Regions from separate parts of the Mus musculus genome. Here region 1 is linked to region 2. Evidence: chromatin loops called from intact Hi-C (ENCODE). Cell type or tissue: heart. All regions are shown on one strand. Links, peaks and the distances in the headings refer to the core of each region. The heading gives the core; the rest is flanking DNA. Region 1 overlaps Rapgef4 (Rap guanine nucleotide exchange factor (GEF) 4). Region 2 holds the start of Gm29940 (a long non-coding RNA gene).

The links. Peaks named below come from ENCODE experiments on the same cell type or tissue, not always from the same donor. Only the 100,000 strongest peaks of a DNase experiment are listed, where the experiment ranks them.
Region 1: a loop joins it to region 2, with 7 times the contacts of the local background. A loop is called at or near these places in 3 of 42 quality-filtered maps.

What each region holds. Positions count from the first base shown.
Region 1 is chr2:72,108,405-72,124,237 of GRCm38, forward strand. The region is part of intron 4 of Rapgef4 (Rap guanine nucleotide exchange factor (GEF) 4); the gene reads left to right. Among named protein-coding and RNA genes, the nearest start is that of Gm29940, 61 kb to the left of the region's middle. In heart, for the core only: a CTCF peak has its summit at 9,501; DNase peaks (open chromatin) are centred at 5,507, 8,977 and 9,327; H3K27ac peaks cover 709 bases.
Region 2 is chr2:72,047,051-72,062,883 of GRCm38, forward strand. All of the region lies in intron 4 of Rapgef4 (Rap guanine nucleotide exchange factor (GEF) 4), which reads left to right. It overlaps Gm29940 (a long non-coding RNA gene), which reads right to left and starts at 7,857. Exons shown (of 2, transcript XR_374631.1): 1 at 7,796-7,857; 2 at 6,990-7,634. In heart, for the core only: no CTCF peak of the experiment used is centred there; DNase peaks (open chromatin) are centred at 7,491, 7,901, 9,231 and 9,611; H3K4me3 peaks cover 1,060 bases; H3K27ac peaks cover 2,345 bases.

The DNA.
Region 1 (15,833 bases), core at 4,998-12,997, 63 kb after region 2:
TGCCACTAAATCTGGCTCTCCATTTTCTAGTTTACAGTTTTATTTGAATTCAGCTCAGTGCCCTGGGCTGGTCTAGACCTCTCAACACTTCCTGTACTCAGAGAGAAGCACTTTGTGCTCCCGGGAACAACACTGGGTTCAAGCTCTGAACCTGGTGGTCCTGTAACAGGGAACAAGACTGGTTCCACTGATGTCAGTGAGAAGAATCTGTTATTCTAAAGTTCTATGAATAGTTTTAGCATTGTGCCACCCCAGCACATGGCTCTGCTTTGGTTTTTAGTATTCTTCCAAGAATTTGGCTGGAGACAGAACTCTGTGTTTTTATGGAAGAAATTCCTCAACAGCCTTTGTGCTTTGAGGTGTGGGGAGGGGACATTCTATAAAACCATTGTGAAGCTGCTATTTGGGAGATGATGAGGTCAGATGGCAGGGGGAGAGGGAATGTAAAGGACCACCACATGGGGTGCAATGAGCTGAGCTGAGGGGGACGTTTCCTTCTCTACTAGACTTTTGCCAATAAATTCATTTATACCTACAGATGGGAAAGCATTAAAATAAATACGTGGTACATCCCTGGGCTTGAGCAGAGGAACAGTTGATAATTAAGTAGATCCAGTATTTGTCTTCTAATTTTGTACTAAATTTCTCAAATTAAATGCTGTATTTCTGCAGAAACCATCTGCCTTGGAGCATGCTGTACAAGATGCCTTGTGACTATTCAGTAATGTTCTTTTATCAACGTGAAAATTGCTGTGGCAGATGGCTGCCCCTGCCCTTCATCTTCTCTTTCTGATTTCTTTGGACTTCTTTGGGGATCCTGTTGGAATGAATTCCCTACTGCAGTCCTGGGTCTTCTGGGACTGCCTGACCTGCCTGGGCCTGGAGTCTAGACCTTGTTGTGCCTTTGTTATTTAGTTAATGGGACCTACTCAGTGCCGGTTTAATGATCTTGTTTAATGAAATGCATGAGCTTTAAAGATACCTCAGTCCGAAATGTTTCTGAGAGACAACAAGGCTAAGAATGGAGTAAGAGCAGCCATTGGGAGTGGAGGTGGGAGCTGACTGTAGGTCATGAAGGAAGCAGGAGGATTCCACATCTCAAGGTCACATTTATAGCTTGACCTTTAAAAACGTTAAATGTACTTACTATTGAAGTTTCTCTGTCTCTGTCTCTGTCTCTGTCTCTGTCTCTGTCTCTGTCTGTCTGTCTGTCTGTCTGTCTGTCTGTCTCTGTCTCTCTCTGGTGTGTTATAGTGTATGTACATGTGTATTTATGTGTGTTATAGTGTATGTGCATGTGTGTTTATGTGTGTTATAGTGTATGTGCATGTGTGTTTATGTGTGTTATAGTGTATGTGCATGTGTGTTTATGTGTGTTATAGTGTATGTGCATGTGTGTTTATGTGTGTTATAGTGTATGTGCATGTGTGTCTATGTGTGTTATAGTGTATGTGCATGTGTGTTTATGTGTGTATATGTACAGATCTTTTCTTCTACCTTTGCAAGAGTTCTGGGGATGGAACTCAGGTCACCAGACTTGCAGGACAAAGCGCCACTACTTTTGAGCCAGAGCCATCTTGCTGGTCCTATCTGGAATTTTAACTAAGTATTGGCTGAGATACTTTGTCTCTTTAACTCAGTTTTGTTGTTGTTGTTGTTTTTCTTTAACTGGCAAAAGTGAGGCTATAGTATCTGGGGTTTATTGTAAAATTGGGTAAAACTGAGCTGAGCTGACTTGGGGAAGTGCCTTCCATATTGTAAGATGCCAGTAATCACCATCATGGCCATCAGTACCATTAAGATGACGTGTGCTAGATCTGCCAGCTCTGAAGTTCTGGCTATGCAGAGAGCAGCAGAGGTGTCCTTGCTCCTGCTTGGTTCAATCACTGCACGAACTCTTGTTTTATCATTCAGTTTTAATTTTGTCAATGTCCACTCATCCACTGACACCAAAGGATGAAGGCAAGGCAGGGGGTTCATCTGGTGGGAGGATCAGATGGTCAGAAAGGTGATCAGGAGACTGGAATATGATACATTTAAAGCAACATGTTTAATACTTAAAAACACAGAAACTATCCCAGGCTCAGAGAGAATCTGCCAGAGATGGATAAAGACTTTAAAACGAGCAGTTCCTTGAACAAACTCAAGAGAGGAAGTTCACAGGGCCTGACTGACATTAAGAAAAGTCTGGTTGGCTAACCACCTAGTTGGAATTTACCCAAATTTTGCTCTCCTTTAAGACAGTTTCCAAGTAGGTGGGCCGTGCGGGAGGCCTGTTCCAGCCAGCTGTGTCTGAGAGTGGACTTTAGTTACAGAGTCTACTCCTGAGCCGTCCCAGCACAGACGTAACTCCAAGCAGTATAGAAATGAGATGTAAAATATGGTTTGGAAGGAGGTGAGAGCACCAAGTCTCCCCTTACCTAGTATTTAGGTTAGTGGAAACAATAAGCCCCGTGCCAGAGTCATTTCTGAGAAAGGAAGGGGAGAGATGATATATGTGGTCAGCGAGATAATTGGACTCATGGAGTTGGGACAGCAGCTGTGGAATCAGACCAATTTCTGTCCTCATCGATTAGGCTTCTTCTAGTAACTAAACTGTCACCACAGCAATTTCGCTACAACAGTGACCTGTGATCACAGTGTTTAAATTCCACTATAGCCATATACCTCCACCCCAGGACCAGGGTGCCAACCGTGAGCCCGTTAAAATGCATGAAGCAGAGCCTCACTGTGAGACCCTCCCTACAGCAGGAACTCCGAGTGGGAAACCACGAGCGCGGTTTGAGATTTCTTACCTTCAGACACAAAACCTTAATACCACGTTGACCTTGGACTGTAATTTGGGTAACCAGTACTTTTAGGCCCCATTTACAGCGGGGAGGTAGAATTGGTTAGAAAACGTGTGTTTGCAGTGAATGGTGTCCATGGATTGGTTGCTGCATTCTGGTCTTGCATGAGTGTTTGCAGTGTCTGTACTCCCCGTGGTCCATCGGGTTGGTTCTTGAGCACAAGTCCTTTATCTAAGATGGCGTACTGTCGTATGAGCCCTGTGCCCACCTACCCTCTTCTGTACTCTATTGATCTCTGGCTTACTTATAATACCTAACACAATGTGAACCTTGTTATTTTATCTTCCTTAGGGAGCAATGAAAGGGAAAACATATGCATGTTTTTAGTGCAGACAGTTTAAAAAACATTTTCAATCACCAGTCAAATCTGTGGATACCAGACTGTAGGTACAGAAGGCCAGAGAATTTGCCCGGACCGTGGGTTTTGCTTGAAGAAACTCATGTGAGGTTTGCCTTCATGCTTCTTGCATTACATTTCAAGCTGTGTTCTCTAAAGCAAGCTTTCTGCAGCTGAGATCCAGAACATTCCTGCCGCTGTGGGAATTCCATGCTGACCTTTCTCCATGTTTTCTCAGTCTTCTCTGCCATGGGCTGCAATGCTCGAAGTTTAAAGTAGTTTGCCTCAAAGAGTTTGTGTGTTTGTTTGTTGTGAGACAAAGAGTCTCACTATGTATCCCTGACTGGCCTGGAACTCTCTATGAAAACCAGGTTAGCCTCAACTCACATAGATCTGTCTGCCTCTGCCTCCAAGCGCTGGGATTAAAGGTGTGTCCCACCACACCCAGAGAGTTTTTGAGGTCTATTTTGAATTATCTTTCTCTGAGGTGCTTTAGTTGTTTAATGGTCTACACCTAGTCCTCTGAATGATGACATCATCTTTATAGACATCTTTTTTTTTTTTTTTACCTTGGCCAGAAAAAGAAATACATTTAGAAAGATTTGACATTTGAAAATAGCTTCTAGTTTTCTTGTTTTACTTCTAACAAAACGAAAGGGCTAGTTTCCATAAGTCCTATTGGTGCACCATCTTTGTGTACCATGTCTCATTTGTCTGGAAGCTCAGTAGACTGGTCCTTTGTTTCCCACTTCCACCATATGTGTCCCCTACTTCTGCTTGGTGGCTTTCTTCACTAGCAAAGTGTGCTGGATAGGTTTAACCTTTAACTTGATCCAATAAAAAATCACCTGGGAAGAGAGTCTTACGAGGAATTATCTAGACCATGTTGGCCAGTGGACACGTGTATGGAAGATTGTCTTGATTGTTAGTTGAGGCAGAAAGATCTGTCCTGAATGTGGACTGCACCATTTTATGGGCTGAGCCTTGGATGGTGTAAGTGTAGAGGTTGTTCCCTGACCACTCTGGAGCAAGACAGCAACTCTAGGATCTGACCATCTGCCTTGACGTCCCTGAAATGATGCACTATAACATAGAGTTCCAAGCCAAATAAATTCCTTCCTCCTCTGATTTTTTTTTTTTTTTTTTTTTTTTTTTGCTAAGGTATCTTATTAAAGCAGTAGAAATGACAGTAGGGAAGAAAGGGTCTCCACAGGCGCAGAGAACAGCAGCATGATAACTCCCACGTTCATCCAAGAAGTGAGGATTATATACAAGATCCTTTCATCCCCTCATGTGTGGGTGTCAAATGCATGCCCCATACCTCCTCAGTGAGTCTCAGAATAGTTACTCAACTTCCAGTCGTCCACAGCAGCATTGCTTCTCTCTCTCCTCTACCTCAGTTTCCCCTTCTATATGCTTTCTGAGATTCCAAACATACCTCCTACAAACCAAGACCCACACTCTGGTGGGCTGTTGGTGGAGCCAAAGCTAAGCTAGAACTGTTTCCTAAGCTACTGCTTAGGTTCCTGTGCAGGCGTATTTACTTGGCCTATGGCCACCTCTGAATCTCTTAGAGCAAACCAATCAGTCCCTGAAGCCTGTTGATGCTTTTCTCTAACTATAGAAGCCAAGACCCCTAATGCATTCTATTGCCCTATGGGGACCTGGCTTTTCCTGTCCTTCAGCTCCTGAGACCTGGCAGTGTCCAGGACTCTCTGTGTGCCTCAGCCTCTGCACGCCCTCTCCTCTTCTTCGGTAATTGTTCTCAGTGTCTTATTTTCCAGCTCTTTCCTGGATCTCTCTGGTTTGTCCAGCACCTCAAGTTCCCACGTGCCTCGTGCTTTACCACCTCTATTCTTTTCATCTGTGCACACATAACTTAGCTTCAGCTCCGTCTAACTCAGAATTTGAACAAAATCCGGTTTTATTAGAACACTACTCCATCCATTGGTCCCCATATTACCTGTTCTTTTTGGATACAACTGCAGGGTGACTTGTGCAAGACATCATGTGGCTCACAACATATAAAGATTTGCTTTATAAACTTGGTCAAAGGAAGTTTAGTGACCTCTTCCCTAGATCCAACTGTCTTGCACATGATTTGAGGCCTAGCACAGAGCCCTCTTGATGATCCAAAGTAGACAAAACACAGATATTATCTTGCTGTCTGAAGTAAAAGCCATTTCTATGAAGGGTGCCTTTCTTGCCTCCTTGCTGTCATTTGTCCCTGTTACATGGATTGTGCATGTCCTTGTGGCTGCACTACTGGTAACAAGGGGACCTTTGCCAGCAGACTGACCTCCTCAGCGCCCTTCCTGGACAGCGTGGGATCCACTTCTGTGGGCTGTTTACTGGATTCACAGGCTGAGCTTTTTCTAAGGAGAGACTTCCTGTCTTAATCTGAGACCTTTGTTCAGGTGTGTCAGAGCAGGCGGGATGTGTCGTGCCGTGCTGCTTTCCAGGTCAAAAAGAGCATCTCCCTGCTTCTATGTTTATGTGGGAAACATGACCAAGCTAGGTTCAGTTTGAGGAAATCAGAGCAGAGTGGAGAACAGAAAGGAGATAGCTTTGATTTGGGCCATGCAAAGTATGAAAACATCCATACCGGATGCTGCTGTTACTGGTTTTAGCGTGGAGATTTGCATCATTTCTCTTTCACTTAGAAATATTCGTGTCTCCCTGGCTTCAAAGCAATGCCTGCCAGAGTGTCTCTGATCTGGCTTTCAGTTTCCCTTTACAGCTGTGTCTTGTATTACATTCTAGGACAGGACTGTGAGACTATAGCATTGTCCACATCCGGACTGCCACTGTTTCTGTAAACAAAATATTATTGGAGCATAGCCATGCTCATCTAGCTATGCACTGTCAATGCTTGCTCTCCCACTCAGATGGCCAGGACTGTATGGCCTGAAAAGCTCAGCCCTCTGTACAGTGTGTGTCCTGGTCTGCTCCAGGAAGACTGTTATGGTTTGGATATGCTTTGTGTCTCAAAGGTTCATGTGCCAGACACTTGGTCCCTGGAGTAGGGATATGACAGAACCTCCAAGAGGCAGGGCTCAGCTGAAGGTAGGACATGTGGCTCCGCCTTCATGAATAAATTAATTATCTCTCTGTGCAGTGGAAGAGTAGTTACTAAAAAAGACTGTATCGCCCCCATCCATTCCTGGCTCATATGTGTGCCCTTTCTGCACATAGCTGGTTCCCTTTCTGCTTCACAGTCATGCTGTGATGGTGTGAATGGGGTCTTTTCCAGGATGCTGATATGTGCTATATGAATTGAACCGTCTAGTCCTAAAATATGAGCCAAATAAAACTGTCTTTGTTAAAATACCTAGGCTTGGGTATATTGACATCAGAGCACAAAGTAGAATAAGACAAAGCTCTTTCTATTTAACCATATCCATCAGTTGTCTTCCTTTGCCTTTCTTGGACAGCATGGATCTAAGCCCTTGTATTTAAGACCATTGACTCTGGCTACAAACTCAGTCCTATCTTTTCCTGCTTAGAAAATACCTCCTACAAGCTATGATCTCTGCTTGGCTTTTATCCTCCCTGTAAAACTTCTGAATTCCCACAAATATATATATACATACACACACACACACACACATATTTCCTTTTCTGGACTCCCATGACACTTTGTAGAAGTCTGCACTAAAATGGCTTATTGCTGTCAGTATCATAGTGCCTGGCTTGTTTTTGTCTCCTGTTATAGTATGGGCTTACTCAGAACCTGTAACCAGGCAGATGATAAATAACACATTCATGTCAGAGTATTGAATATACTATAAAAACATGCAACAAAAAAAGTATGCAACATATGGAGGTCAGAAGACAAATTATAGAGTTAGGTCAATCTGTTCACTTTTCCATGGGTTCTGGGGATCCAACTCAGGTTTGTGTGCCAATCTCCTTTACCCACTGAGCTATCTTGCTGTCCCCGTTGAATGCCGTTTACCAGTGTTCAGGACAGCACAGAGGTAACCAAAAACACATATTGCAGTTGGAGAATCTTGATGGCAGAGGACTTGGGTCAGTTCTTACTTTCTCCATGTCCAACCATCTTATAGATGGAAGACATCACACACGGTTGAAAAGGGGATTTGGCAAGGATGCCTGGTAGACATACTTCTGGCTCTTTTGACTCTCTCAGCTGTGCAGTAGAGAGAGTCTTTGGTGGCATGGGGTAGGGGACAGGGTGTCATTAGACACAGTGTGCTGGTGGGAGAGCTATTGGGAGAATTGTTAATACTTTTTCCCCTGGAGGAAGCTGGGCATTTATTGGTAGACTGACCTCTTACAGCGGCAAATGAGGGATAACTGTAGTCTAACCTCTATCTTTCATTTAGAGGCACACTGACTTTTTCATCTCCTTTAGTTTTTTCCTTGTGGAACGTAAGAATATTTCACCATCTCTGATATTGTCTTTGCCTCATCAGTTGAACTAAACACCTTTAAAGTCGTTTTGTGTCCACTACGATCATTGTAGTCGCAACTTGATGACTGGCATGTTACAACCACTTTAATATTCTCCTTTTCCATGGAACACGGAATTGAAAAAAACAGAAAGCGTGTTTTTCAGCAGTTTCCCACATTTATCTGAGTGGTGCTGATTTCATGTTGCTAGAGCCTGCGAGCTGCTGGAAGCTTCACATTTCCTGACTACCTAATGGGAAGTCTTTGATCTGGCGAAGAGCCCAATTGTCCATCTTCCTGGGGCTGGCAACCACTTATGGGGTTATGAGGGTGCGCATTAATCGACTTCCTAGACACCTCTCCACTGGGGGAGAGCCTGCAGACAAGGAAAGGAGTGTGTGAGTGCTGACAAGAAATTCCTGAGATTGGTAGGTGGTTTGAATCTCATTTTAAATACCAGGAAAGCCACATTCATCATCTCGGAGAGCAGATCTGAATGAGAACTTCAAGACGGACATTCTCTGTCAATACTTAACGGAGTTATACTTTACCAGTACAGACACTCATTTTTCCCTTGCTAAAGGGCCGTGAGAGAGAACACATGACACCGGATCCTTTTAAATTAATGGGGTTTTGACATCTTTGGGGCCCATTTTATAAAGAAATCCATTTTTTTTTCTGACTTCTCATCATTCACATTTTGTCAGGCACACTTTTAAGCATCTCAGTGATGTCAGAAAGAAGTCCTGCTTGCTTACAAATAGATTTCAGTGGTTTAGAGCCTGAATCATGTCCTGTTGCTAGAAACGTAGGCAAGCTTTGCTCTCCGTTCATTGGGAGACTTTTCTGATTAGGACGGTGTCCAAGTAACATATGCTCTTCTCCCATGGAGGCCATCACAGTTTGCAGTTCCCACTGAAAGGAGAAGGTCTTAGCAGAGGGCTAGTCTAGACACAGGCATGAGTTATAGTCAAACAGGTGTTTACATAGATCCAGCTCTGTATACACGTCTGATTGTGCTTGATTCGCTTCTTCCTAACACCAATCAGCAAGGAAAGAGATTTAAATACAGATAGGAATTTTATAAGGTTCAGGTCAACCTTAGCAAGGAAACATTTTAGAGAATAGATGCTGTAAGCTTTGCAAAGGAAAAGGCGCTTGAGCACACACGTAATGTGTTTAAAGGACTCTGCGTCCCTGGACTCTGTCTCTCAGACTCTGGGACTGCACTGTGGTGTATGAGACACACATGAGCAGCTACAGAAAGAGAGAGGCCCCGTGCCCCTCCCTTGCTTTGTAGGTACTGCTGAGTCCACCCACGTGCCACCGTAGCAAGCAGCCTCAGGACTGGAAGGCAAGACAGAAGGCAATGCCTGGGTGCTAGACAGCGAGCTGAGAGCATGCAGCTGGACAGCAGGTGTGAACTGACAGCCACCTAGAGGGTTTCAATTCGGACAGCTGAGGTTCTGATGACAGAACTCCGGTTTTGGGTTTTTTGGTGTTTTTTGTTTGTTTGTTTGTTTGTTTTTGGTTTTTTGGTTTTTGGGTTTTTTTTTTTTTTCCTAAGGAAAGCTGCTGGTGACGTTTGTAATGACTCTATTTAAGGACAGGAAGTTTGGGCAGGTTTGATGACAGATAAGAGCCAATGCTCAGAGTCAGAACTTAGGGAACTGGCGACAGCCATTTCCACAATTGTCCCTGGGGACTCCCCGGTGACCTGTGCGACCTCTCCTGGGCCCTGCCCTGCCTAAGGGGACTCAAGCATTTTCTTTGCAAGGAAGTTAGACTTTATCTAAGGGAGACTTATTTTGAAGAATTTTCCTTGGTTGTCCTTTGAAATGTCATTTCCTGCTTCTGCAAACGAGGAAGTGGGTGGAAGGAGGTTAGAGTCTCATCCACTTAGAGCCTAATTTACTGTGGCTTCCTGCTGTCAGCACTCACCACCAGGTTACCCATTCCTTCCTCCACCCAACACGGCTAGCATCTGTAAACCAAGAGAGGTAGCTGGCAATGAATCCGTGAGAAACAGGGAGGGGGTATGTGGAGAATACCACTCCCTTCAAGTCCACTCCCTCCGAGTCATGACATGTGTACAAGAAAGGTCTTATCCCATGATTTCCATCCTTTCTGTCAGGATCAGAAATGGAAAGGAAAGCATGGGACCCTTTGTTAACAATTATTAAGAACCCCAGGACAGCAGCTCCACATTAGTAATCCAGGCCCAGTGCCCCCTCAGTGGTACAGGTTACAGGTCTCACATCCTAGAAGCCAGGCCTGACTTGATCTTTTCTTTGATTTACTCTAAAACCAGTGCTGACCTAGTCTTTATGAGTATTACTGCAACATCTGTCAGATATTAAATTAGGATGTGTCTTCCTGTCTTCTGATTTCTCTCAATCCCTAAATGTGTCGTTTCCACCCTCCTTTCTATTTTCTTCTGCTTCATTTTCTCTTTTTCTGGGTGTACGTGGCACAGTCATGTGTACACATGAGTGCATACATGCTTTCTTGCATGTATGCATTCAGAGACCAGAGATCAAGGTCAGATGTTCTCCTCTGTCATTTTCTACTTTATTATTTTAGATTGAGTGTCCCCCTGAACCTGGAGTTCACTATTTGTCTAGACTGGCTGTCCAGAGATCTCACAGGATCCTTCTGGCTCCATCTACCAGAGCTGGAGCTACACCCAGTTTTCTATGAAGGTTACAGAGATTCGAACTCAGGTCTTTGTGCTTATACAGCAAGTACCTTCCCCACAGAGCTGATTCCCAGAGAGTACTTTACAGACTAATTTCTGCCATTTTTCCCCTTCAACTCATCACCATGGCATCTGTTTCCCTCAAAATTCTGGGACAGTACTGAGCTCAAAGATGCTTGATGGGAAAGTATGGCTGATTACAAGCGAAGAGCCAAAGTCATTGTCATCTGTTTTGCGTGGTGGGATCAGAGGCAGATGAGAGCATGGTAGAAGTGCATGTGTGGCAAGGAGACATGAGTGGGTACCTGACTTCTTTCTCAAATGAGCAGCGCAGTGCGCAGGTTCAGCTAGAAAAACAACGAGAAGAGAGGTAGGCTATCCTTTTTCCAACTGGCATAGAAATTCCTGGTATCAATGAGTACAAGTGGCTTTACTAAACTGACTCAGAGAACATTAAGTAGTAAGTTACTGCCATTTGTAGAGAATCTCAGTTAGGTTGTTCACAGGCATCGGTAGTGGATTCCTCTAGTCTTAATCAAGATGTTCACTGTCACCGGTCGTAGATTCCTCTGGTCTTAGTCAAGGTTACCATTGATGAGATAAAGTGTCATGGCCAACAGCAAGTTGGGGAGGTAAGTATTTATTTGGCTTACAGTTCCTCATCATGGCCTATCAGCTTTGGGTGTTACTGGATATCAGTCGAGGATTCCACCTTTCCCCCTGGCACTCCATCCTTGCAAAGCACTTAGAAGTCTTTAGTTCTTTCGTTCATTGCTCTTTCCATATCAGATCAACAACACAAGACATGGCCACTATCTTAGTTGGAGGTGTGATGGACAGTTTCAGAGAACATTAGCATCCTATCACAGTTATTTGCAGCCTTTGTGTGCCTGCTCTAGGGCCTTTCCTAAGCCACAAGAGATTCCCCAGACTAAACTCAAGATCACCTGGAAACTTGTGGGTAAAGGGGAGCTAGTGTGGACCTTGATAATGACAGATGAGAGTCTGCAGACAAGTTGTCCACAACCCCAGATTTGAAGGCACAAATCTGAGATGCATTAGTTATGGGTCACTTGTGGGCCAGCCAGCTCACTGACAGTCTTCCTATGCCTTTTCTTGTTTCCCTCTTCATGACTGCTTCTTGGTGGTCACTTAGGTTCAGTTGTAAGGTCAGACAATTAATTAAGAGATATTCATAAAATGAATTAGATGTGGTGTGTGTGTGTGTGTGTGTGTGTGTGTGTGTGTGTGTGTGTGTTCTCGGGGAGGCTGAGAACCTGCAGGATAGACAAAAGAAGGACATTACTGGGAAGGGGAAACTTGAGCAAAGACAGGGAGGGGTGAAATGAGTCAGGCCTTGGGAAGAGCTGCAGGTATACACGACTCTGTAGAAGAGAGAAGAGACTGTTCCATTCATGTACCATGAATAGGACTTTAGACTGCTCTGGTGAGGAGCTAATGAGAGGAGAAAACTGCTCCGTGACTGTGGAGAATGTGCTGAGATGTGCCTTTGCTCTTGGGGTGTTTCAGACTCATAAGGAGGGTCTCCGTGTCCTGCTATTTGTTTCTCATTCAAGATCACACCAGCCCTTTGAAATATTCACACTAACACAAGCACCTGCACACACTGGTTTGGCCTTTAAAGTGGGCGGTGCAGGCTGCAGGAAAGTTATTGCAACATCGGACTTGAGCTGACTTGAGCTCTCTACACGCTCATTGGCCACTTGGTGCTTTGTACATGGAGTCTCTTCAAAGAGTTCCAAGCAGAAGAGCCATGTTTGGGTTTTCTTTGGAGAGCTCTTCACAGCTCCTGGTATGCGAGGGAGCAGAAGGAGGCTATTGTGACTTTCCGTCTGTTATAAATGCTCCCTAGGAAGTATCCTGCAAACAGTTCACATTAATGTTTTCTGTTCTTCTTTGGTTTCAATCTTCCCTAGACAGCAGCTGGATTCTGCTTTCAGGACTCTTAATTCCCTGTCCTGTTGTGAGCCATTCTGGTGGGTGGTATTTTTTTTTCTAGCATCTGAACATGTCTAACTAGAAGTTTGATTTTATGGAACTTATTATTGGTAATTATTGCTCAAAAGTAGGGCCAGTGAGTGTTTCCCGGGAGCCATCTTTCTCAACCCACTCAACCTCCTTATCTGAGGACTGAGTGCTTTGTACCAACCCGAAACGAGGTGGCTATGCCATACAAATACACCAAAGGTTGCATTTTATGGCTATTGGCCAACATCATTTAACTTTACCCAAAACAGTTCTACTTCTGACTCGGCTTCCTGAGACAGTCAAACACAGAATTTTCTGCTGCTGTAATTTATCTACAAAGATTGTTCTGATCAATAAGTGCATTACCTTAGTCACTGTGGTGCTACCATACTGAAATATTACCGATGAGGTGATTTATAAAGAATAGAAATTAACTTGGCTCAAAGCATGGGAGGCTGAGGAGACCAAGATGTATCTAGTGAGGGCCTTCTTGCTGCATTACAGTATGGCAAGGCCATCGCATGGGTGAGACAGAGTGAGTAGAGGGCATAACTTGCTTTTAAAGCAAGCTCATCCTGGCTACACGGACAGGAATCCACTCATGCATCACCCCCCGGAGGGCTTAGCCCTACACATGGATACCCTGCGGAAGGTGTGCCTGTCTCATAGGATTTTACAGGACATGCCCAATCCATCACAGGCTTTCAGAAATACATATCTAAGTTTTGTATATGAGCAGGAAGAAATTTGGGGAAGGAATGATTAAAAGTAAGTCAAGCACACCTGTTGCTAGAATTTTCTCCAGAGCCGTTCCCAAATTCGCCTTGTTCAGATCACAGCTTTTTAGCACGCTGTGCTACCCCAGCTTTGGGTCTGTCCTGTCTAATGAGGTTCCCCCTCCCACTGCCTTGCGGTCCACACTCCACAGCTTCAGTTCAGAAAAGGTCAGTGACTGTGGAGGCTCGGGAAGCCACGGCAGCCTCAGTGGTTCTTTAACATACTCTCTAAGAATCAAAATTCATATTTTTATTCTCGTGTATGTGCACATGTGTGTGAGTGAGTGTAAACCATGTGAATGGAGGTGCCCTGGGGGTGGCAGCAGAGGATCCCCTGGAGCTGAAGTCCCAGGCGGATGTGAGGAACCGAGGCGGTATCTATCCTCTGGACGAACAAGCTGTGCTCTTAGCCCATGGAACCTTTTCTCCAGCCACCAAGCCAAAGTCTTAACTGCTAAAAACAGCTCCACTTTTCCGCTAGACTACAGGAACACCATTTAACTTTACGCAAGTTCACACAGGCTGGGAGGATTTTACTTATAAGAAGGCAGAAGCTGCCCGAGCTGGAAGGCTGTTAACCCTTCCTTTCAGGTTTTTCATTTGAATTGTTCTTATTGTGATAGACAGAGTGAAATTGCCCAAAGGATGAGGGAACTAGTTTAAGATTTACAAGAAAAGTTATCTTAATCAGGTTTTTTTTCTTTTAGATAACATAATTTGGGGGATACATCATTATGACACACTGAATTATAATCTACAAATTAGAATATAATTGTGCAATTTGTGTTTAATTCCATCACTCATATTTTATATTAGGCGGGCTTCTTTGCAGGCTTACAGTACTGTGAGTTTTTCATAAACAGCTATTTAAAGCCATTCACATAATCAAAATAATATTTATAGATATTCAGGGAATGATTGTTCTAAGGATTGTGTAGAGCAGAAAACCTTACTGTGTTGTGGGCTTGCACTGCCCCACCCCCATAAAAAAAAAATGGAAGTTTTAGTTAAGTCCCATGAATGGATGTTGTGGAAATTAGTTTCTTTTGGAACACTCCTGCAGTTGAAAGACTAATTTAAATTAGGAGGGCACACTGGGCTTGGAAGAGGGCATTGTGGGAACGCAAAGCATAATTTCCCCCTAAACAAAGACGAGCTTGTCGGAGCACATGCTTTATTGCCTGGAAATTCTATATATATGCAAAGTTGCTCGTCAACCCGCTGTTGGGTTTTGTGTGGTTCGTTTCTCCTTTTGTTTAGAAAAATCAAATGCTGGAAATAGTCTGCATAGCTCTGCACGCTATAGGCACAGAGGAACCTACACACACCAGTTCCCGTCCCATGCGGCATCCTTCCCGCGGGCAGCTCAGAGCTGGCACCACACAGGTAAAATCAGCATATATGCTTCATCAGAGCCCATCCAGAACTTCTGGAACACCACATCTTTCTCTATCCCTCCCTCTGACAGAAATGAGGCTGCACTGGGCAAGTTGTGTTCACGTCCTGAAGTCCACTCAGTGTCTTCTCTGCTTTGTGTTGGGCTGTGATTCACATACAATAAGGTCCTCCCACCTACAGTGCACAGTTTGATAGTTTATAAATTATAGTATGCTGTATAACTGTCAACCACCACAAGTTTTAGCACAAAGTGACACCTTGCGCCTGGACTAGTATTCTCCAGCAACCCAGATCTGGGTGAATTCAGTGGGTAAAATGAAGGTACCTGTTATTCGGGATGTCTTCAAGTGGGAGTTCTGGTCTTTGAAACTGCCACTCATCCAACGCTTTGGCCTCTTGGCACAACAGCTTGGTTCACCCCGCTGTAAATGTACATACAGTATTTTATAGTTTGCCGAGAAGTGTCTCACAAGCTCCACATGGAAAACCTGGATGTCAACATAACCAGGTTTAGTGTGACAGGTCCCCGGGTGACTCTCTGGAGGAAGAGGTCCAGTGCAGCTTGACCCCCTTATCCTCACGATGGCTACCACCTGCACATCACTGAATGGGGTCTTGCCTGTGTTAGGGGTAGCAAGAGATCCAACAGCTAGAACTGAGACCGAGCTAAGAAGACAGAGGCAGGGACTGGCCAGATCAGGGGGAGAAGGGGGGGGGCGGCAAACATCAAGATGGAAGATTCTCAAAGTAGAAGCCAAAATCTGAAAGGAAGCGGAGGCCAGCAAACATCCAGACAGGAATGAAGCCAAACCCAAGTCAAGCAAAGCTGGATCATCGCTGCCAAGAGAACCAGGAAGAATTTGGTGTGGCTACTGAGCCCTGCACCGTGTGAAGGAGTCTCATTGACTCCCACAGCTGTCACCTCACAGTCAGTTAACCCCACCCCCTTATTGCTCTAGTCCCCACACCTTACTCCAAGCCTACTCTCTCCTCACCCTGTGAGCCCATTTGTATAGGCTACACTGGTGAACATTCTCCCTCATAGATGAACTCCTGCCTACGGCCTTAGCTGAAATAGGAAGGCCTTGCGGCAGCCACCTCAGTATCTGGGGTTGCAGACAGGCTAGACCAGCTGGTTTTGATTAGCACAGAGGACAAACCAGAACGCTATCGTTTAAGGGACTGTGGGTGGGCAGAGAAAGCCTAGGCCAGACTCTGAGACTCTGGAGTCCAGCATGAGGCTTCTTGACAAGGTCCCCACCTCGTGGGCTGTCCCCACCTCTGTGATTATCAGCTCCTGCCATGTTCTCTAAAGAGGCTGTTTTGTCCAGGTTAAGCTGTGCACCATGTGTGTGGTGGGAAAGGCACAG
Region 2 (15,833 bases), core at 2,872-10,871:
CCAGTTGTTCCAAATATATGTTTTATCGATGCAATTTTTATTTTTTTCCCCCAAACCAGGCTCAGGAAAAGATAAAACAAAGCACATGTTATACTCAATTGTTTTAATAAACTTGCCCTGCTTAGCTTTCTCTGCATCCCTCTCTCTTCCCTTCTCTTTCCACCCCCTTCTTGGTCTCCATCTCTCCTTCATTGGCTTCTTTACAAAGGCCCGGTCAGTTTTCTCTTGCCTGAGATTTGTCTGACTGTTTTCTCATGTTGTCTCTGCTGACGCCTCTACCCAGGTTTTCTATAAAGAGACCCCTCCCCTTCTTCTCTCAGCTGGTGGGGGTCCCTTTGGGTATCCCCCAACCCTGGCACTTCAAGTCTCAGAGAGGCTAGGCACTTCCTCTCCCGCTGAGGCCAGAAAAGCATCCCAGTTAGTAGAACGTGTCCTACAGGCAACAGCTTTTGGGATAGCCCCCATCCCAGTTGTTCAGGACCCACATGAAGGTCAAGCTGCAAATCTGCTACGTATGAATGGGGAGGTCTAGGTCCAGCCCATGTGTGTCCTTTGGTTGGTGGTTCAGTCTCTGAGAGCCCAAAGGGTTCAGGTTAGTTGGCTCTGTTGGTTTTCCTGTGGAGTTCCTATCTCCTTTGGGGCCTGCAATCCTTCCTCCATAAGAGTCCACAAGCGCTATTTGGCTGTGGGTGTCTGTGTCCATCTGAGTCAGCTGCTGCGTAGAGCCTCTCAGAGATCAACAGAATATCATTAATAGTGTTAGGGATTGGGGCTTGCCCATGGGATCGGTCTCAAGTTGGGCTAGTTGTTGGTTGGCCATTCCCTCAGTCTCTGCTCCCTCCCCCGTGCCTGCATTACTTGTAGACAGGATACATTTTGGGTTGAAAGTTTTGTAGGTGGGTTTGTGTCTCCACTGCTCTCCCGGGGTTCCTGCCTGGCTACAGGAGGTGGCCTCTTCAGGTTCCACATCTTCAATGTAGTGAGTCACAGCCAAGGTCACCCCCATTGATTCTTAGGCGCCTCCTTTATCCTGGGTCTTCGTGTAGTCCTGGTGATGCCTGCAACCTCCTCACCCTAGTCAGTTGAAGATTTCCATTCATTTTCATGGCCATCTGGCCATCTCTCCTGTCCTTCTACACACCTGATCCTCAGCCCCCATTGCTCCCCATCCTCCTCCCTCCCAGTTCCTTCCCTCCATCCGCCCTTTAGGACTATTTTATTCCCCATTCTAAGTGTGATTCTGGCTTCCTCGCTTGTGCCTTCCTCTTGTTTGGTTTCTTTGGGTCTGTGGGTATAGCGTGGTGCCTGTAGTTTATGGCTGACATCCACTTGTGAGTACATGCTGCGCTTGAGCTTTGGCGACTGGATTCCCTCACTCAGGATGATGTTCTCAGGTTCTATCTACTTGCCTGCAAAATTCACAGTGTCTTGGTTTTTAATATCTGAATAGTATCCCATTGTGGAGATATACCACCTTTTCTTTATCCATTCTTTAGTTGAGGGACATCTGAGTTGTTTCCAGCTTCTGGCTATTATGAATCAAGTTGCTATGAACATAGTGGAACAAGTGTCTTTGCAAAGTTAGACACCAACAACCCAAATAGTCCAACTTAAAAATGGGGTACAGAACTAAACAGAATTCTCAATAGAGGAATCTTGAATGACCGAGAAGCACTTAGAGAAATGTTCAAAGTCCTTAGTCACCAGGGAAATGCAAATCAAAACAACTATGAGGTTCTATTTTACACTCATCAGAATGACTAAGATCAAAAACACAAGAGACAGCACATACTGGCAAGGATATGGAGCAAGGAGAACACTCCTCCACTGCTGGTGGGAGAGCAAACCTGTACAACCTCTTTGGAAATCAATTTGGTGTTTTTTCAGAAAACTGGGAATAGTTCTACCTCAAGATCCAGCTATATCATCCCTGGGCAAATACCCCAAAGGGACAAAAATCTTTTTTTTTTAATTAGATATTTACTTTATTTACATTTCAAATGCTGTCCCTTTCCTGGTTTCCCCTCTGAAACCTCCCTGTCCCCTCCCCCTCCCCCCTGCTAACCAACCTGCCCACTCCTACTTCCTGGCCCTGGCATTTTCCTATACTGGGGCATAGAGCCTTCACAGGACCAAGGGCCTCTCCGCCCATTGATTACCGACTAGGCCATCCTCTGCTACATATGCAGCTGGAGCCTTGAGTCCCTCCATGTGTTCTCTTTGGTGATTTAGTCCCTGGGAGCTCTGGGGGGTACTGGTTAGTTCATATTGTTGTTCCTCCTATGGGGCTGCAAACCCCTTCAGCTCCCTGGGTACTTTCTCTGGCTCCTTCATTGGGGACCCTGTGCTCAGTCCAATAGTTGGCTGCAAGGATCCACTTCTGTACTTGTCAGGCACTGGCATAGCCTCACAAGAAGATAGCTATAACAGGCTTCTGTCAGCAAGCACTTGTTGGCATCCACAAAAGTGTCTGGTTTTGGTGGTTGTTTATGGGATGGATCCCCAGGTGGGGCAGTCTCTGGATGGCCTTTCCTTCAGTCTCTGCTCCACACTTTGTCTCTGTAACTCCTTCTATGGGTATTTTATTCCCTTTTCTAAGAAGGATAGAAGTATCCACACTTTGATCTTCCTTCTTCTTGAGTTTCATGTGTTTTGCAAATTGTATCTTGGGTATTCTGAGCTTCTGGGATAATATTCACTTATCAGTGAGTGCATACCATGTGTGTTCTTTTGTGATTGGGTTACCTCACTCAGGATGATATTTTTCTAGTTCCATCCATTTGCCTAAGAATTTCATAAACCCATTGTTTTTAATAGCTGAGTAGTACTCCATTGTGTAAATGTACCACATTTTCTGTATCCATTCCTCTGTTGAGGGACATCTGGGTTCTTTTCAGCTTCTGGCTATTATAAAGAAGGCTGCAATGAACATAGTGGAGCATGTGTCCTTATTACCAGTTGGAGCATCTACTGGTATATGCCCAGGAGTGGTATTAGTGGATCCTCAGGTAGGACTATGTCCAATCTTCTGAGGAACCGCCACACTGATTTCCAGAGTGGTTGTACAAGCTTGCAATCCCACCAGCAATGGAGGAGTGTTCCTCTTTCTCCACAACCTCACCATCATCTGCTGTCACCTGCGTTTTTGATCTTAGCCATTCTGACTGGTGTGAGGTAGAATCTCAGGGTTGTTTTGATTTGCATTTCCCTGATGACTAAGGATGAGGGAACTGACCTGGGGGCTGTCATGGCTGCCCCAAGCCTTTCCCCCAGCTCTGTGGGCCAAGGCTCATCTGTAACTTGAGAGCCCGACTTCTGATCTCTCAAGCCTGTGGTGGGGACAAGATCCAGAGAGCTCTTCAGAGCTGCAAGGCGGGGATGTTTTTATCCTGACTTCTTTTATAGGTCGAGGCCTGGAATCTCGTGCCAAGAGAACACAGTTAGGTGCTTCTTTCCAGTCGCCTGTTCATGCATCTAGGTGCAGGGTGTGAGCGAGATGTTCAGTCAGTGTTTAAAGCATTTCAAGTGAAAATTCAATAAGCCTCTCATGTAGCAGCCTGTTAATCAAGGCTTTATTAAGGGGCATCCATGTGCATACACAGTGCGTATAATCCCAGGAAATTGTACAAGTCTAAAGTAGCTTCTCGGGAAAGCCTGAATGGTGCTTACTTTAAGGCTTATTTATTCAACAAATGCTAAGCAGCTCCCGTGTGTCAGGCATCAGTGAACAAGGCTGGCAGAGCTCTGTTTTCAGGGCAGGGGCTGCTACTTTGCTATTAGGAGGAGATGGCAAATAAATCAACAATGTCACTTAAGAATACGATACATCACTATCATCAAATTTTGTGTCTATTCTCTGAGTATTGGGCTATACCAGGGGTAAATATGGTACTCACTGCAAGCAAAATGTTGGATAATCGAATATGTTTTCCTTTATTATGTCAGATAATATGGTTTATAATTCAGCCACCCATTGTACTGCTAAGTGGCTCTGTTACAAAAAAATTAAAATCCAGCCTTACGAAGAGATCCAAGTTGGACCTGCTAGGAACTATGTCTGAAGACAGCATAATGTGTGAAGGAGTCTAGCCTCCAGATGCAGGAATGTCGCCGACCTGTGACTCTCAGAGAAGGCACCAACCAGGTCCAGAGCTCAGAGATGAGGTGAAGTCAGGCGTTCCAGATCTTAGAAGTGTGAGAACCTGAGTCTGGTTCTAAATTTGCATGTGCGTCTCTCTCCTCTGGTCATTGACTTTGGAAGAATGCTATGGGGGGTGGTCTATTTTATGTCAAGAAGCCTTATATTTAGCTTGGGGGTCCTTTAATTAGCTGTTAACTTCACTCAGAGAGGTGGTAGGAACTAAAATCGAGGTTCTTAGTTATTAGCAGATGGCACAGCCTGAGAGTAGCTAGGTGATCAGCCACAGGAGTACTCTGCTCTCTCATTCCCAGATCGGAGTTGCCGCAGACAGCAAGGGAAGGCCCTCTCTTTTCCCAGGTGAGTTCCCCAGGCTTCTGCAGCTATGCAAGAAGTTTTGGAATCCTGTTTAATTCCATTGCAAGGACTTCTGCCTTTCTGTGGTCTCTGTGTTCTTAGTCAAAGAGGCAGCTCTGGGGTATTTAAAATGACTGTCACAGTGTGGCTAGAAACATCTCTCTACATCTAAGGCAGCAGCTCAAAGCTTGTGGTTCATCCTTTCATTTTTTTAAAGATTTATTTATTTATTTATATATTTGAATACACCTTAGCTATCTTCAGACACACCAGAAGAAGGCATTGGATTCCACTACAGATGGTTGTGAGCCACCATGTGGTCTCTGGGACTTGAACTCAGGACCTCTGGAAGAGCCGTCAGTACTCTTAACCTCTGAGCCATCTCTCCAGCCCTTGTTTAGCCTTCTTATATCTTCCTAAAGAATGCTGATCTCTTCTCCTTTCTTCCAATGTTTTGGTTCCCAGTTTATGGTTTGATTTGAGGGTGCTGGGTTGGTCCATAGAAATATTAAGACATCTGAGTTTGCAGTAATAGCTCAGAAGAGAAAGAGAGGCAGGGGACTGGAGTGACTGGAGACAGTGAAATTTCTGAATTTCATCCAGGAGAAAATTAATTTTAAAGTCTTGGGCAACCATTTTTAGTTCTTGAGACAAATATAATTTATAATTTAAACCTTTTGACACCCGCGGCATTTTTTTAGGCTCGGTAAGGGAACTAAATAGCAAAGCAGTTAAGTGGAGATCTGGGAATTTAAACCAGCTATTAATAGTTGATCCAAGATTATGGGTATTTAAGATGAATGGCAGCTATTGGAATAAATATGAAATTGATTTATAATCCAGCTCTATGAGTCTCTTGGTGCTTACCTCCTGAGAATTTCTGAAGGGTTGGAACACTAGTTCTCAACCTTCCTAATGCTGTGACCCTTTAATATAGTTCCTCATGTTGGGGTGACCCCCAGCCATAAATTTATTTTGTTGCTACTTGTACTGGCTAGTTTGTGTCAACATGACACAGGCTGGAGTTATCACAGAGAAAGGAGCTTCATTTGGGGAAATGTCTCCATGAGATCCAGCTGTAAGGCATTTCCTCAATTAGTGATCAAGGGGGAAAGGCCCCCTTGTGGTGGTGCCATCCCTGGGCTGGTAGTCTTGGGTTCTATAAGAAAGCAGGCTGAGCAAGCCAGGGGAAGCAAGCCAGTAAGGAACATCCCTCCATGGCCTCTGCATCAGCTCCTGCTTCCTGACCTGCTTGAGTTCCAGTCCTGACTTCCTTTGGTGATGAACAGCAGTGAGGAAGTGTAAGCTGAATAAACTCTTTCCTCCCCAAGTTGCTTCTTGGTCATGATGTTTGTGCAGGAATAGAAACCCTGACTAAGAAACTACTTTATAACTGTAATGTTGCTACTGTTATGAATCATAATATAAATATCTGATATACAGGATATGTGATATGTGGCCCCTGTGAAAGGATCCCAAAGGGGTCATAACCCCTAGGTTGAGGACCATTGATAGATGACTGCTGGTAACGGTAATGGGAAAGGGTGGCTTGCCTGATTCTCCTTTTCAGTTAATATTGTGTGTACATGAGAGTGCTTTTGGATTTGTTTTGAGATCTTTGCAAAGCAATGAGTCCAGTGTATTTGGAGAAATGGATGGGACAGGCTGTTGTGGTCAAGTTCAGAAAAGACATTAGTGGGATACCCTAGATCCAGCGTCTACCACTTTTACCAGCCTTTCCGTTGCACAAACATCACTCTGGAATCCCATTTCTTTTACCATGAGTCATATTTGAACATTTTTGAATAGTATATATTGATATTAAAATTTTGAAACTTTAAAATGGTAATGAAATTACAGCATTTAAAAGTAAAAGTGGTATTTTAAAATTATAAATTGAGCCGTCTTAATGAGGTGGCTTCTTGGCCGTGACTGTTACTTGTACAATTGTTGGTTTTCTACCACGGTTTTATTTCAGCCAGAATAAATGGGATGTAGTGATTGTCAGGGTTTATCCCCCAAATATTCCTGTGGCTTTAGGAATAGCCAAAATGATATCTCATGTCTTTTGAGATATACAATTAAATAATAAAAATAAACAGTAGATCTGGCTGTATGGGCGCATGTTTTAATCCCAGCACTCGGGAGGCAGAGGCTGGTGGATCTCTGAGTTCAAGGCCAGCCTGGTCTACAGAGTGAGTTTCAGGACAGCCAGGGCTATTCAGAGAAACCCTGTCTTGAAAAACATGCAAATAAATAAATAAATAAAGTAAGTAAGTAAGTAAGTAAGTAAGTAAGTAAGTTCTGTTTTAGAATAGCAATCTGTAAAAAGAGATTTCCCAGAGCCATAAATGCTACTGAACAAAGATATTTGTGTCTCTCTGATCCCCTATCTCTAGAGTGGTATTTTATCGTCTAGACTCTACCAGATAAGTTGTCAGTTATGAGAGGCTTTTTAACTACCGTTCTTCACTGCCTTCTTTACACACATGGGGGACAAAAATGATTCATTTTTATTAGTAATCTCGCAAACCACTGTGACTAAGTAACAATGCTTTCAGGGGGCATCTGCTCCTGTCTGAATCAACTCAATGCTCCTGTCTCTCTGTAACTGTCAAGAAAACGAAAGCCAGATACCGAAGGCGCAGCGTCTGAGGACACAGGTGTCAGGAGTCATCCGGGTGGATTCCGTGGCCCCCTTCAGCATGTTCACGTCAGGTTGTCTTACTTTTGCATTAGTGATTAGCTGGGGACCAGCATTTCAGATGGTTGTCACTGGCCCAGGAGGCAGTTGTCCCAGAATCTGCACCTTCTTCCTAGACAGCGCTGGAGTCTGTAAGCAGAGGACCCTGCTTCTCCGGAGGCAGAAGCCTGTGCTGACTCCTGGCAGCTTTGGATTTTCTACTGTAGGGTTACTTCCCAGGCCAGAAATTTGCATCAAAGGCCCAAGAAAAATACATCCAAAAATAAACATGAAAGCCAAGACTTCATGCCAGGAACTCCAGCCACACACATCCTGTTGGCTGGCTCTCTTGTCTCTCTTCTCACAGCTCTGATTCTTTTAGACCAAGCGGAAGCCTGCTCCAATGACTTGGACCTGATGCCGGTACAAAGGTCTCACTCCGCAGTCCTCAAGTGTCTCCATGGAGTGACAAAAGTTATTCAGGTCCAAAAAGGAAAGGAATGAAGTTGTTAGGAACTAACTAACATTAAAAAAAAAAAGAAAGAAAGAAAGAAAGAAAGAAAGAAAGAAAGAAAGAAGGAAAGAAAGAAAGAAAGAAAAAAGGAAGTCTTTGCTACCTGGGACTGGCCAAGCTTTCCTGGAGAGCCTTCAGTACTGCTTCCTCCCTGGGGACGCAGAGGCTATCTGTTGGATTTGAATAGGGACCTGTCACTGATGTACACTGTGCTGTTCAGATAAAGGCTGGCTGCTTACTGGATGTCTGAGAACTTCCCGCAACAGACGCATGCTCTACGAGGTCAGAAGGGTCTTTGATTCTTTGGTGAAGGGTGGGAGATTGGGGAAAGAGTATGTGTCACGGCTTCGGTTTGGCTTGAGGAATCACACTCCAGAATGTTTCTGGCTTTTCTGATTATGTTCTACCAGAGCTCGCCATGTACCAAGGCACTGGCGTAATTTTATTTCATCCTTGTGGTGTCTGTGTTGGGGGATGGGGAAGAGTGGTGGCTCATCTTCTTTTCTGATGGCAACATGATTTTGAATACATTTCCCGAGGATACTGTTCATAAGTAGACAGAATTACATTGAGGACATCAATATTATAGATAGATAGATAGATAGATAGATAGATAGATAGATAGATGCTTATCCTGTGATATATTTGAATGACATACATTTTAAAAACAAACCTGGGTAAGGAAACAGATTGAGGCTGTTGGTGTTTTCCTCTCTGGATGCCTGGTAGCTCTCAGATTATTTGAAATCTTTAGTGTTTATGGGAATCCTGTTACATTATTGATAGCTGGAAGTCCTATCAGCTCCCCTCAAGCCCCCACTGTGATCTCACTGTTTCACAGAAGTTTCTCAGGGGATCTGAACAGATCAAGGCTGAACTGGCAGGCGCTAGGCAAACCCAGCCGCTGCTCTGTATGCCAGTTGGCAGGGCGCTGTAACCAACCAGCGGCCACCCCTCCTATATCCTTGGCTCCTGCAGATGTTCATTTTGACAATGCACAGCTCTCCTTGGGCCCTTTAGGGTTATGCTAGGCATTTTGAAAAGCTCCTTGACGGATCTGCCTCAGTGTTGATACCCCTCCTAGCCTGTCTCCTGAGAGCAGACCTCCCAGTGGCCCTCCATAGTCACTCAGCTAAACCCCAGGACAGTGTGCCCTTCTAAATAGCTATCAACTTCTTTCTAAGAAGGGACAGTAACACATACAACAAACGCACTTTCTTCCCACCACGTGGAGTTGCAGAACACACTCCGGCTTTTTCGGTGGTGTACAGTGTTGTAAAGACAGAAAAAAAAAGTGAACATCAACACAGGATGCTCTGAATAAGACAAAACAAAAAGTGCTTGGAGAAAGTGTGCTGAAGGTCACAGAGGAGCCTGGGAGATTGATCTCCACCCAGGGTCTCATTTCATACAAGACTCTGTTTGTGGAATCTTGTGTGGCTAAGCAGGCAGTTTCTCAGCCTCCCCTCCGGCATTGGGGCCGGTTAACCAAATGACAGCCTTGGAGGCTGTCTTGTCCCAGGGCGAGGGCAGGTTCCTTCCCCTGAGGTCTCATCTCTGCACTTGGGTTTTTCTCCCCTGTGGGGCCACTGGGCCTCTCAGGGATCTCATGGAAGGGTCATGTGCTGTGTTTCCAAACACTAGCTTTTGTTTTCTGTTTGGGGTCAGTCATCATCTGGAGAAATCGACTCTGAAGTTTAATGGTCCCTCAGGCAACAGCAGTTGTAGCTGGAAAAATGTTAAGAACTTGAGTCTTTCAGAAGGAACTCGTGGTGAGGACTAGAGGGTTTGTTAAGCTCATTATGTGGAGAAAACCCTTGGTCCTATGATCATCTTACTTCCCCGAGGTCCAGATTCCACAGCAGGCTGGGGGCACTTGGGTGGAGAACATCTGACATCCAGGAAGATGGCAGGAAACTGGTTCACAGTGCTGGCCTCTGAGTTCCGGAAGTCTTGCCCCAGCTGACCTCCGAGACCTCAGTGTTTAGAGCAGTCTAGCCCAAACCAGTAAATGTTAGATAGACCTTCCAAGGCCATTCATGTGATCCAGTGGTCTGGCCCGAAATGCTGGTTTATTCTTGACTTCACCTGGCATTGCTGGGCGAATTTCTGCGGAGGTCTTTGGCCCCCTGGAACCCTCACTGTGACATAGAAATCTCTAGACTTCCATTCCGGGACAGTGATTGGAGGAGATCAGTGTTGCTAGTCTATTACCTACTTGTGTGCCACTTGTTAAACACTTTAGTGTTCCTTCCCTTTCGGTTTGCAAATGAAAGAAGGCAGAACCGCAAATGATATGGATGGAGAGAATAAAATATAAGCCAAGGGGATGCAGTTCACCAAAATATATTATTTGGAAGGGAAAAGGAATTCTTGGTATCTCTCTGGGTCCACATTAAAATCATCAGGGGAGCTTAAAAATAAAAATTCCCATGCCTGTGCCTGCCCTGGACTAAAGAAATCTGAAACTGTAAAAAAGGTGGGCCCAATTCTGTAGCCTCTTAAAGTGTCCTCAGTGGGATTTCAGGCAGCCCTGCCTTTGAGCAGAGCCCTGCCTTTGCCAGTCAGTCATGCTTCTCCGCTCATTTCAGAGTGCACATGGCTGGTGTGCTGGCCCAGGCTTATGCCCTGCGAATGTTCTCTGTTGCTCCGTTAGATCTCCTGTGTCTGTCGTTTGTCCTTCCCACACAGACATGCTACTTTCAAAGTCTGCCAGACTAAAATGATAGCAGTGGTCAGTGGTGAGAATGTAGGGGCTATTTAGGAATTATAGGTGCCTATGTGTTGTGGTTATTAAACATGTGAACGTAAGGTCTCCTGTTTCCCCCACTCATGACCTCACATTCTCTTGGATGTCAGCGTGGCGATGCCTGCAATGCTGGTTTACATCGGAATTCCTGGGGACCGTGGTGTCCCAGTGAGGGAAAAGAAAGGAATCCAAGCTATTGTCTGGTGATATTACAGAGAGTTTAGAGTTTATGTGTCTTCTGAGAATACTGGGAAGCTTTGGCTGTCCCTGGTCTATAGTTTGAGAATGACTCTTTAGGAAACATTGCTGGAAAAACATTAATTTGAAAAGTGTGCAAACTTCTAACTCTTGATAAATCTGATTATATTTTTTTCTTTGCTATGTTCTCTTCCATAATGCTATATTCTGGCATGTGTGTGTATGTGTGTGTGTGAGTATATGTGTGTATATATATTATATGTGTGTATATACACATATATATGTGTGTATGTATGTGTAAGTGTGTGTATGTGTGCATATGTGTGTGAGTGTGTCTGTATATGTGTGAGTATGTGGATTATTACTGAAATAATTGTTCTTTGGCTGTTAGAAGGGCCAGACTTTCTTATTTATCTCTTATATTGTCTTCCTTATTCATACCATTCATACATACAGTTAATTTTATTTAACAATTCATATAAATGCTTTATTTGATTGAGACATTTATGCTTATTAATGCACTTTTTATTTGCAAATATGCTTGACCTCTCTTCAAAATATTTTATGGAAATTCATTTAAAATCCATTAAATTCATTGTAAACCTGGCTCTGCAGTGGTTTTTAAAATTTTGTTTTGAAAGCCACCATCTTCCTTCTATTCATAGAAGGTTTGAAAAGTCACATGATGTCAGTGTAGTTAGTGGTAGTAATGAATTGAGTAAAGTTTAAAAACCTTCTATTGTTTCAAAACTCTTAAAGGTATTTGCTATCAAATGTTCTAAGAGCCTCCCTCACCCCTGAGTTTTAGGAAGTATTTTAAAGAAGGCAGAGCTCCTTTAGACAGAGGTCCCTGGGAGCAGGGTACCAGCAGAGCTCTGGTTCAGTTAATAAGGCTACAGGATGAAGGCACAGGGTGAGATGGGGCTGGGAGGGGACCAATCAGCCCGGTTTTCCAGGTGCCTCAACATTTCAATCAGATCTTTACTATAGTCTCTACATAGGATGCTCCAAGGATCCGATTTTCTCAAAAATCCCAAACAAAATCCAACTTGTTTTTCTGCATCACCAAGAAGAGGTGAAAGGCAGCTGGTCTGAACTGGAAACAGAGAAGTAGTACCACTGAAGTAAACAGACTCCAGCAGCTGCCAGCTAGAACATTCCCTCTCGCCTCTTCTTGCCCTTGGGGTCAACTTGCTGTGGGCAGAAGTCACCTCAAAAAATGTTTCCTTTAGTCTTGCTGAGATCACCATATCATTGCTGGATTTAGAGGTCACAGCATGTACCTTAACAAGCCCATTAAAAAGAGCCAACTTAATGGTAAAAAGCAGAAAAAGGAGATTTCGTCAATGTGGCCACACTGGGAAGAGGGACAGAGAGTTCCAGTGGCCCCCCCTTCTACCTGACTCCCCCCACTCCACCCAACTGTCTTCACCTCCACCCTCCATCCTCAACCCCCTGCCCTCCACCCACCCCTCCACCCTCACTCCCTCTCCACCTGCCAACTCAAGTGCATCTGTCTTAAATTTTAAATATCCAAAAATTTAAATCTGTACATCTTCAGAAAAAAGAAGAAAACCTTTTTCTTTCCCCATCGTTGCCACTGATACTTCTGCTCCTGCTCTTCCCCTGGCCCCTCTTATTCCTCCTCTCCTACCCATTCCTTCTTCTTTTTGGCATACCAGGACTTCTGGCATGCCAGGCAGGTTCTGTTCCACTGAGCCACACTCTCAGCCCTCCAGCTGGTTTTTGTTGTTGTTGTTGTTGTTGGGTTTTGTTTTTTGTTTTTTATCCAAAATTTTCACTGATCCTCAGGCTCTTTTTTTAAAATTTATTATTATATCTAAGTAGACTGTAGCTGTCTTCAGACAGCACCAGAAGAGGGCATCAGATCTCATTACGGATGGTTGTGAACCACCATATGGTTGCTGGGATTTGAACTCGGAACCTTCAGAAGAGCAGTCATTGCTCTTACCAGCTGAGCCATCTCTCCAGCCCCAGTTGTTTCTTATAATCTCTGTGCAGACCATCTTTTAGGATCTGCACCAACGTTTTCTTAAGATTTCTTTTCCGAACCTTGGTGCGATGGTCTCTGGTTATCCCTTCCACTTCTCTAGCGTTTGGGCCTCTATCTGGTGTCCATGACTGATGGAGGAAAGCTGGTTAGAGGTCTGGGTTCTGACCTGTCCCCGTGTCATACTTTCCCTCCCACACATCTTATTAGTAAACATTTCAGGTACATAATGGATAGCTCTTAATAAGATGATGGTTAGCAAGTGATAAATTCAAGTTCTTTGGCAAAGCCCTGATCATAGCTGCCAATCAGTGCCCAGTGGTCTCAACGGCTGGCTCCTTGTGCTTCCAACACATTTAAAAAGAAAAATTTTAGCTCAGTTGGAACTTGATCTTAAATTCTCTTTTGTTTGTTGTTTTAGACTTTCTTCTTCATCTGAGTCCCTTCCCCAGACTTTGTCAGAAAAACCAAACTCATCTTCATCTTTTTAACTTTTTATTCAAACATTCAGGAAAAAGAAAAAAAGGAAAGAGAGAGAAGAGAAAAGAAAAGAGATCTGTCAGTTTCCTCTGGTACTACGTGTGCGGATTCCGCCGACCATAGCAATAGAGTCTAGGGGTCCTGAAATGATGCAGCCTAGGGATCCGGATTGGGTCCGTTTTCTCTGCCAGTTAAAGAATTAAAAGGCAGGAAAGATCTGAAGCACAGCAGGTGACAGCGGTGAAGCCCTGAGTACCACAGACAGGATCCCAAGTTGAAGGGAAACTGTCACTGAGGGTGAGAGGACACACATCTGCCACCATCGCTCAGAAGAAAAGACACGTTGCAGAGCAGATAGAGACCCTCAAGGCCAAAAATCCAGTGTCCTCTTGAGGGCTAGGGGTTTTTAAGCCTCTGAGAGTTTTTCTCTCTCACTTTAGAGCTGGTCACCTTGAGGACAGATAGGATGGTTCATTGGTCTGCAACTGTTGTGTGACATGTCCTCATGTGGCCTTGAACTTGGACCAGTCCACCAGCCAGGGATCTGCTGGTGGGAGACAAGAGCTATGATGCTTTTGTCTCAGTTCGCAAGGTTGAAACGTTGGCTACCTTATTATCTAGTCATGGTCCATTTCCCTACTTGTCTGCCCACCAGGGAGGGAGTCTGTCTAACTCCTAGCCTCTCAGTAGGATGAAATATTTTAAATAAACTGTGTCTGAACAGGTACAGACTTCCCTGTCATTGTTTTGTAAACAGGGCTGTGTAATAACTAGTTAGGAATAATTTACATTGTGTTAGCTATTAGAAGTAATGTAGACTTGATTTAAAGCTAGGCATGGGGGCTCAGGCCTGTAATCCAAGAATTTAGGAAGTAAATTTAGTAATTTAGTAATCTTGACGTTAAAGTTAGCTTGGGCTATATAGCAAGACCCTAGCTAAAACAAACAAACAAACAAAAACAAAAAACAAAGTATTTGAGAGGATTTAGATTAGGATTAGAGAGATCTGCCGTGCATAGGATTTTGCAAACACTACATTTATGCAAGAGATGAGTTTCTGTGGATTTTGCTGTTTGAGACAGGTCTTAGTGTTCACGGGATGACTGTAATGTTGGCCACTTGGAAGCTGTTGCACGTATCCTGACAGTTTGCCCCTCATATTCAGGTTGGCTTTCCCTTACTTCTCATCCTAACTGGTCCCTTTGTAATCAGTTATGTGCCTCGGAGACAGACCCTTATTAGGACTGGGAAGTTTTGTTATGGTTTTCATAACAACTTTTTTTCAAATTGTGTGTATGTGTGTGTGTATGTTTGTCTCCATATATGTGCATCACACATGTGTCTGCACCCACAGAGGTCAGTAGAGGGTGTCAGATGTCCTGGAAATGGAGTTGAGAGTCACTATGTGGGAACTGGGAACCCAACCAGGTCTTCCACAAGAGCAAGTACTCTTCACCACTGAGCCATCTTTCCAGCCCCCAACAGCGTAGGTTTTGAAATCTTCCCATCTCTAGTGATACAGTCTTTTAGAGACCAGGGGCTTGCTGGCTGAGCAAAGCACCTAACATGCTCAGAACTGTGACTAGCCTCTCCTGCAGCCTCCTCCGCGCCTCCCTGGCTGCCTTCCCTGCTCCTGTGGTGCCTCCTCAACTTCCTTGTCTTCTTCTGTCTCAAGAAGCAGTCCAAATGCCATCTCCTCTGACATTCTCCTCAGGCCCTGTGGATAAGATTGGTGACATAGGGAGAAATAATGACATGGACTCCTGCATCTACTGCCTCTTGGAGGTTTATTTTTAAAATGAAATACAAGATGTGAGTGAAGCTTTCTCCTGTGGAGAAGTAAGCCACGTGATCAAAAAGCATCCTAAATAAGACAGGTTGCTATGGAAGCTAAGATGTGCTCAGGGGATTGGGATCAGGAAGGCCAATGCCTGCCATTGCTCAAATTCAAGGAAGATGAAGTTCCCTCAAATCTGGCAGGAAGAAGGCTAAAGGGTCCTGAGCCCAGGAAGCCTGGAGCAAGAGGTCAAATGTGGCCACAAAACTGATCTACAGAAGATACTACAACTTTGTCTAGGCACTCTGGAGCCCACCTGCCACCGAACCCAGGGCTCACATGTCACACAGAAACTCTACTGCTGGAGCCTTTCACTTGTGTTTTATGTTTTAAAACTTTGAGACATTGTCTTTCTTGACCACTGTGGTCTTGAATTCACACTGTAGCCCAGGCAGGCCTTGAACTCGTGATCCTTCTGCTTCTGCCTTCCAAGCAGCTGGGGTTACAAGCCCGGCTGTGCCAAGTCTTTATAATTGGTGCCTTCCACTCGATGTGGGTTTTTGCTGATACTGGTCAGGCAGGATTCATTCTGTCCAAGGTCACAGAAGGTCCCAACTCTATACGTCACTTTCCACCCTGTCTTCTCCAGGGACTTTTCTGGTAGAAGACAGATGAGCCCCTGAGGAAGAATTCCACCGAGGAGTGATCAGGGAGGAGTGATCAGGGAGGAGTGATCAGGGAGGAGTGATCAGGGAGGAGTGATCAGGGAGGAGTGATCAGCCTCGGGCCAGGTCTGATTCAAGAACACTGTGGTCATTGGATCTTAAATTTACACGGTGTGTCTCTGTGAATAACAACGAATTAACAGTAACAGATGGATTTGATCTGCTACCATCTGACCGCTGGAGATATTCTTATTGTTTAGA